Regions from separate parts of the Homo sapiens genome. Here region 1 is linked to region 2. The links are chromatin contacts, found by Hi-C or POLR2A ChIA-PET in ENCODE. All regions are on one chromosome and are shown on one strand. The core of a region is the stretch at or near the end of the contact, and the rest is flanking DNA. Distances in the headings are between cores, read along the strand shown. Region 1 overlaps SNX27 (sorting nexin 27). Region 2 holds the start of MRPL9 (mitochondrial ribosomal protein L9).

What was found. A loop is a pair of places that touch in the nucleus more often than their neighbours do. ChIA-PET counts read pairs that join two places held with the same protein, here RNA polymerase II (POLR2A). Pooled maps may share reads with other maps.
Region 1: a loop to region 2 is called in a pooled map, with 2.0 times the contacts of the local background. The contact joins the enhancer-like site here to the promoter of MRPL9 in region 2. A Hi-C loop is called at or near these places in 2 of 50 pooled maps. POLR2A ChIA-PET finds 5 or more read pairs at or near these places in 4 of 52 experiments (OCI-LY7, WTC11, activated CD4-positive, alpha-beta T cell and 1 more).

Annotation. Positions count from the first base shown.
Region 1 is chr1:151,653,093-151,655,792 of GRCh38, reverse strand. All of the region lies in intron 2 of SNX27 (sorting nexin 27), which reads right to left. Among named protein-coding and RNA genes, the nearest start is that of SNX27, 42 kb to the right of the region's middle. Within about 2 kb of position 1,397, at least 2 of the 41 ENCODE cell types and tissues checked have a DNase peak (open chromatin) inside an H3K27ac peak, as active enhancers do.
Region 2 is chr1:151,762,129-151,764,828 of GRCh38, reverse strand. MRPL9 (mitochondrial ribosomal protein L9) reads left to right here and starts at 1,333. Exons shown (of 7, transcript NM_031420.4): 1 at 1,333-1,502; 2 at 1,683-1,839; 3 at 2,329-2,453; 4 at 2,674-2,700. The coding sequence starts at 1,350. It also overlaps a transcript of OAZ3 not described here. RefSeq lists an enhancer at 1,183-1,562.

The DNA.
Region 1 (2,700 bases), core at 148-2,647, 110 kb after region 2:
AAACATTCTCCATTTATAGAACAATCTGTGGACTTCCAGGTGGTAATTAACCTCCCATTAAATACAACCAGAAAACTGGACACAATGTAGGCAACAACTATTTTCAGACACTGGACAACAGGCAGCTAAGAACGGTGATCCCTGAGAAAAGGGAAGCAAACAAGATGATCCCTAACATAATCTCAGCTTTCTGCCTAGAGGTAACTCCTAAACTGCAGCTCAGGGAGGGGTACCCAAACAGAGTTTGGCAACTTCACTGAGTTGAATAAACAGAAACTGAAGTTCGAGGAGGCCAAAGCAGCTACAATTTGCAGGACTAATCATGCAAGAGGGAGCTAAAGCAAGACATAGCTCCAGAAATCTGTATTAAGTTCCCTTGAATTTTGACTGAATAACGATCTAAGGAAAGAACTATTATCAGCCGGGAGCAGTAAATAAACAATTCCCAGAGTTCACACAGGTTATGGAATCATTCAACTTCCCTCCAGCCAGAATAAAGAGACCTCCCTAAATCTGCATGGAATTTAGAAGGGAACTCAAAAAGACCATGCTTTAGGAATGGAGCTAAATTGGTTCTAGAGTAAAAGGTACTCTAAACTACTCAAAAAGAGCTTAAAAACAAAGCTAAAAAGGACCAAAGTAATCTTTAAGTAGCTTAACTGTATGCCAGGAGAAAAAAAAAAATTCCAACACTCTTTAAAGAAATGTAACAAAATCTAGCACCCAATCACACTGCATTCACAATATACAATATCCAATCAAAAATTACTAGACATATAAAAAAGCATGAAAATTTGACCTATGACCAGGATAAAAATTAGTCAGTAGAAACAGGCTCAGAAGTTACCAAGACAAAAGAATCAGTAGACAAGGACATTAAGCAGCTATCATATATTAAGAAGTGGGATTACGAAGTGTATTAAGAAGTGGGATCTTTAAGAGGTAATGGCAAAACTCTCGTGATTAATGTCATTATTGAGGCAGTGGGTTATTTATCTCAGGAGTTTGGGCCCCATTTGCTCTCTGTCTCACATGCACTTCCCCACCAGGGAATGCCTTCCTTCATGTTATAACACAACAGAAAGGCCTTCACCAGATGTGGCCCCTTGATATTAGACTTCTCAGGCTCTAGAACTGTAAGCCAAATCACTTTTCTTTATAAATGACCTACAATCTGTGTTATTCTATTAAAGCAGTGAAAACAGGCTAAGACAGGCAGTAAATCCTCTCATTCAGAGTGCACAGGCAAAGATCCACTTCTTCAGGGGAAGGAGTAAAAGTAAAATACTCTATACCCCTGGGGAGAGGCAGGAAACCATATTAGGCCCAGGTTCCTCCACTGTTACCAAGCAGAGGTCGGCTATAGCTGAGGGAGGGACAGGAAACGCTTTCCCAAGACTAACCACAGATACAAGGCCGAGTTTGGCTGCAATAAGAAGGAAGGGCAAAAGAATCAGGACACAGAGACACAGATTCTGCCTAAGACTAAGGGTGAACTACACAACATCTACCTCTACCATGAGTCTAGCCCAAGTAAAAAGCAAGAGTAGTCTACCAGTAGCAGAGGGGTAAGAATGTAAAGAGAGAACTTGTCTGTGGTACTGGTATGCACAGGTGGCTGAAAGCCTGAGGACAAAACACTGAAAAAAACCCTCCAGGGTCGGCCGGGCACGGTGGCTCACGCCTGTAATCCCAGCACTTTGGGAGTCCAAGACGGGTGGATCACGAGGTCAAAAGATCAAGACTATCCCAGCCAACATGCTGAAACTCCATCTCTACTAAAAATACAAAAATTAGCTTGGCGTGGTGGTGTGCGCCTGTAGTCCCAACTACTAGGGAGGATGAGGCAGGAGAATCACTTGAACCCAGGAGGTGGAGGTTGCAGTGAGCCAAGATCGCGCCACTGCACTCCAGCCTGGTGGCAGAGCAAGACTCCATCTCAAAAAAAAAAAAAAACAAAAAAAACTCTCCAGGCTGGGCACAGTGGCTCTTGTCTATAATCCCAGCACTTTGGGAGGCCAAGGCAGGAGGATCACTTGAGCCCAGGATTTTGAGACCAGCCTGAACAAAATAGTGGGACTCTGTCTCTACAAAAAGTAAAAAAAAAATTAGCCAGATGTGATGACGTGTGCTTGTGGTCCCAGCTACTTGGTAGGCTGAAGCAGGAGGAATGCTTAAGCCAGGAAGTCAAGGCTGCAAAGAGCCATTATTGTGCAACTGCACTCCAGTCTGAGTGATAGAAGGAGAGCTTGTCTCAAAAAACAAAAAATAAATAAATTTAAAAACCTTCAGAACCCCAGCCCTCACTCTAAGCACAAGGTAATAGCAACCCATTGCTAGAGAAACTTGAGGCCTATGGCACAGTAAAGGTAATGATAGCTATAACAAAATTCAAGCCCAGCTTAACTGACTACATTCCCTAACAGAAGAGTATTGCCCATTTCCAAGTTGAAACACTATTTACTTCAGTCATCTCTACTATTATTCCACACATGATGCTTGACATTGTTAAATATTACAGAACAAAAATGGAAAACAAACAAACAAACAACAACAACAAAAAAAAAGGCTGGGTGCGGTGGCTCACACCTGTAATCCCAGCATTTTGGGAGGCCAAGGCGGGTGATCACCTGAGATCAGGAGTTCAAGACCAGCCTGACCAACATGGAGAAACCCTGTCTCTACTAAAAATACAAAATT
Region 2 (2,700 bases), core at 84-2,583:
GTATGTTGAAAGTATCATAAGTTGAAAATGCATATAATACACCTACCAAACACCATAGCTTAGCCTAGCCTATCTTAAACATGCTCAGACAACTTATCCGACAGTTGGGTAAAATCATCTAACACAAAGCCTATTTTATAATAAAGTGTTGAATATTTCATGTAACTTATTGATGTCCTACTGAGTGCACATCACTTTCACACCATCACAAACTCAAAAATTGTAAATCCAAGTCAGGGACTATCTGTAATTTAAAGGTAGAACCCACAGGATTTCCTGATGGAGTATGAGAGAAAAGAGTTAGAATGGAAAGAATGGAGTTTCTGTCAACTGAGAGGAAAAAGGCTGCAGATGGGGCAGTTTTGGGGGCGAGGGGGGAATAAATAAATTAGTTTGGGACAGTTAACTTTGAGGTGTCCTTTGGATACGTAAGAGGAAAATGACGAATAAACAGTTGAATATTTGAGACGAGTTTGGGAGATGTCTAGGATGGAACTAGAAATTTGGGAGTCATTGGCTTATAAATGGTATTGTAAGCCACGAGACTGGATGAGATCAACAGTGAGTGTATACTGAGAAGAGTAAAGGTTCAAAAACGGAGTCCCGAGGGCATTCTAAGAAGCGGGGAGAAAAGGAGAAATCAGCAAACGAGACTGAAGAAGACCGGTGTCCAGGAGGCCAAGTAGTGTATTTAGGAGGAAGGAGGACTGGTCAGTATGTTTAAGGGCCAGTCTTTCCATAATCTCTGCCAAATGGACCTTCTTTCATCCAGTTTTTATGGTCTTCTGTCCAGTACTGAGACCCTCCCCAGAGGGAACTGTCGCGGCCTTACCATAGTTGCTTTTTTTTCTACGGTTTACATAGCTTGTGATTTAGAATTCTCCTTTATTAGCTTAAATACTGCAGTATAATGATTAAGGGTCAGGCTCCTCCTGGAGCTGGCAGAGTTTTCCAAGGGATCCCATCCTTTACCACTTTTAGGTAGATTTGAAGTAAGGAAAAGTGAGAGCATCATTCATTCTCCGGTCAGTATCCAGTCATCACAGAACGTTAGAATTAAAAGTTAGCCCAGCAACTGGAGCTACAGCAAAGCCCACACTTTCAAGAGGAAGAGCGTCTTTTCCGGCGTCAGTCCACCTAACACTCATTCCATTATCAGTCAGTAATTCTAGGCGTCCGTCACCTCTGCCAAAAAGCAAAAATAGGCAAGCCGCGGTGCCATCTGTTCCCCGGCCCGCTCCCCATACTTTCGCTCAGCCGTACCGGCGCGCCGCAGGCAGCACTGGCGGGGGCCTTTCCTGCCGCCGACGCCGGGGTCCTCCCTCAGGTCTCATTCTGTGCCTGTGAACATGGCGGCGCCCGTTGTCACGGCCCCGGGCAGAGCTCTGCTGCGGGCGGGCGCTGGACGGCTGCTTCGGGGAGGCGTCCAGGAGCTACTGCGGCCGCGACATGAAGGGAACGCCCCTGACCTGGCCTGCAACTTCAGCCTTTCTCAAAATCGGGTGAGGGCTGAGTCTGGGGTAGGGGGTAGATACGCTCGAGTATTGTTTCTGGAGGCGCACTGGGACCTGGAGGGGGCCGATGTGGGGGTGGCGGGCTTTCCTTGAGGGGCTGGCGGCCGTGGTGGAGGGAGAGGGTGTTCCTTGTGGAGACTAGCTTACCGTCGCTTTCCTGGCCGCCAGGGCACGGTCATCGTGGAGCGCTGGTGGAAGGTACCGCTGGCCGGGGAGGGCCGGAAGCCGCGCCTGCACCGGCGACATCGCGTCTATAAGCTGGTGGAGGACACGAAGCATCGGCCCAAAGAAAACCTGGAGCTCATCCTGACGCAGTCGGTGGAGAGTAAGGCCCGGGCCGAGGCGCTTCCTCTCAGGCTGGTCCGGTTTGGCATCAGCTTTTTCTAGCCCGTCCCCCTCAACTATTTGCCTTGCTTTTTCTTTGTGGAAACAATCCAACTCTATATGTGAGAAGAGGAAGCCATAAAAACTATTGTGATTGTGACACTGGCCTCCAGCATTGAAAATTAAAACATAAAGGCAGCAACATCATTAACAGTGTGTGGGGAGAGGAGCCTGACAATTTGTGCCACAGATACTGAAATCCTCCATGGGACGACAACTCCCTCTATACAGGGGATATTAAATTTATACATCAAGTTCTAAAGAAACTAATTAGCAGTCTCTTAAATCTTGTTCCTAGTGAATATGAATTAGCATTTCTTTTAGGAAAAATAAGCACTGTGAGAAACTAAGAGGTGCTTCTCTTTTTGACATCTTTTCTTTAGGGACTCCTAGATGGTTCTAATTCCCCTGTCTCTGTTCTAATTGACAGATGTTGGAGTCCGGGGTGACCTGGTCTCAGTGAAGAAATCTTTAGGCCGGAATCGACTCCTTCCTCAGGGACTGGCTGTATATGCATCCCCTGAAAACAAGAAGCTGTTTGAAGAGGAGAAATTGGTGAGCTCAAAGGAAGGACAGAGAGACTTGGGGAGATAAAACTTCTTTTCTCTTGCAGCTTCCTTCCCTTTGACATTTAACTTAACTTGAAAATGAAATAGGAACTAGAAGAACAGGAATGCAGAAGCCCAGCCAATGTCCAACATAGGAATAGTTTGATGCTATTTAACATGGGCTCATTTTTCTTTTACTGCTTTTCATCTTTAACTTTCTTTTCTAGCTGAGACAAGAAGGAAAATTAGAGAAG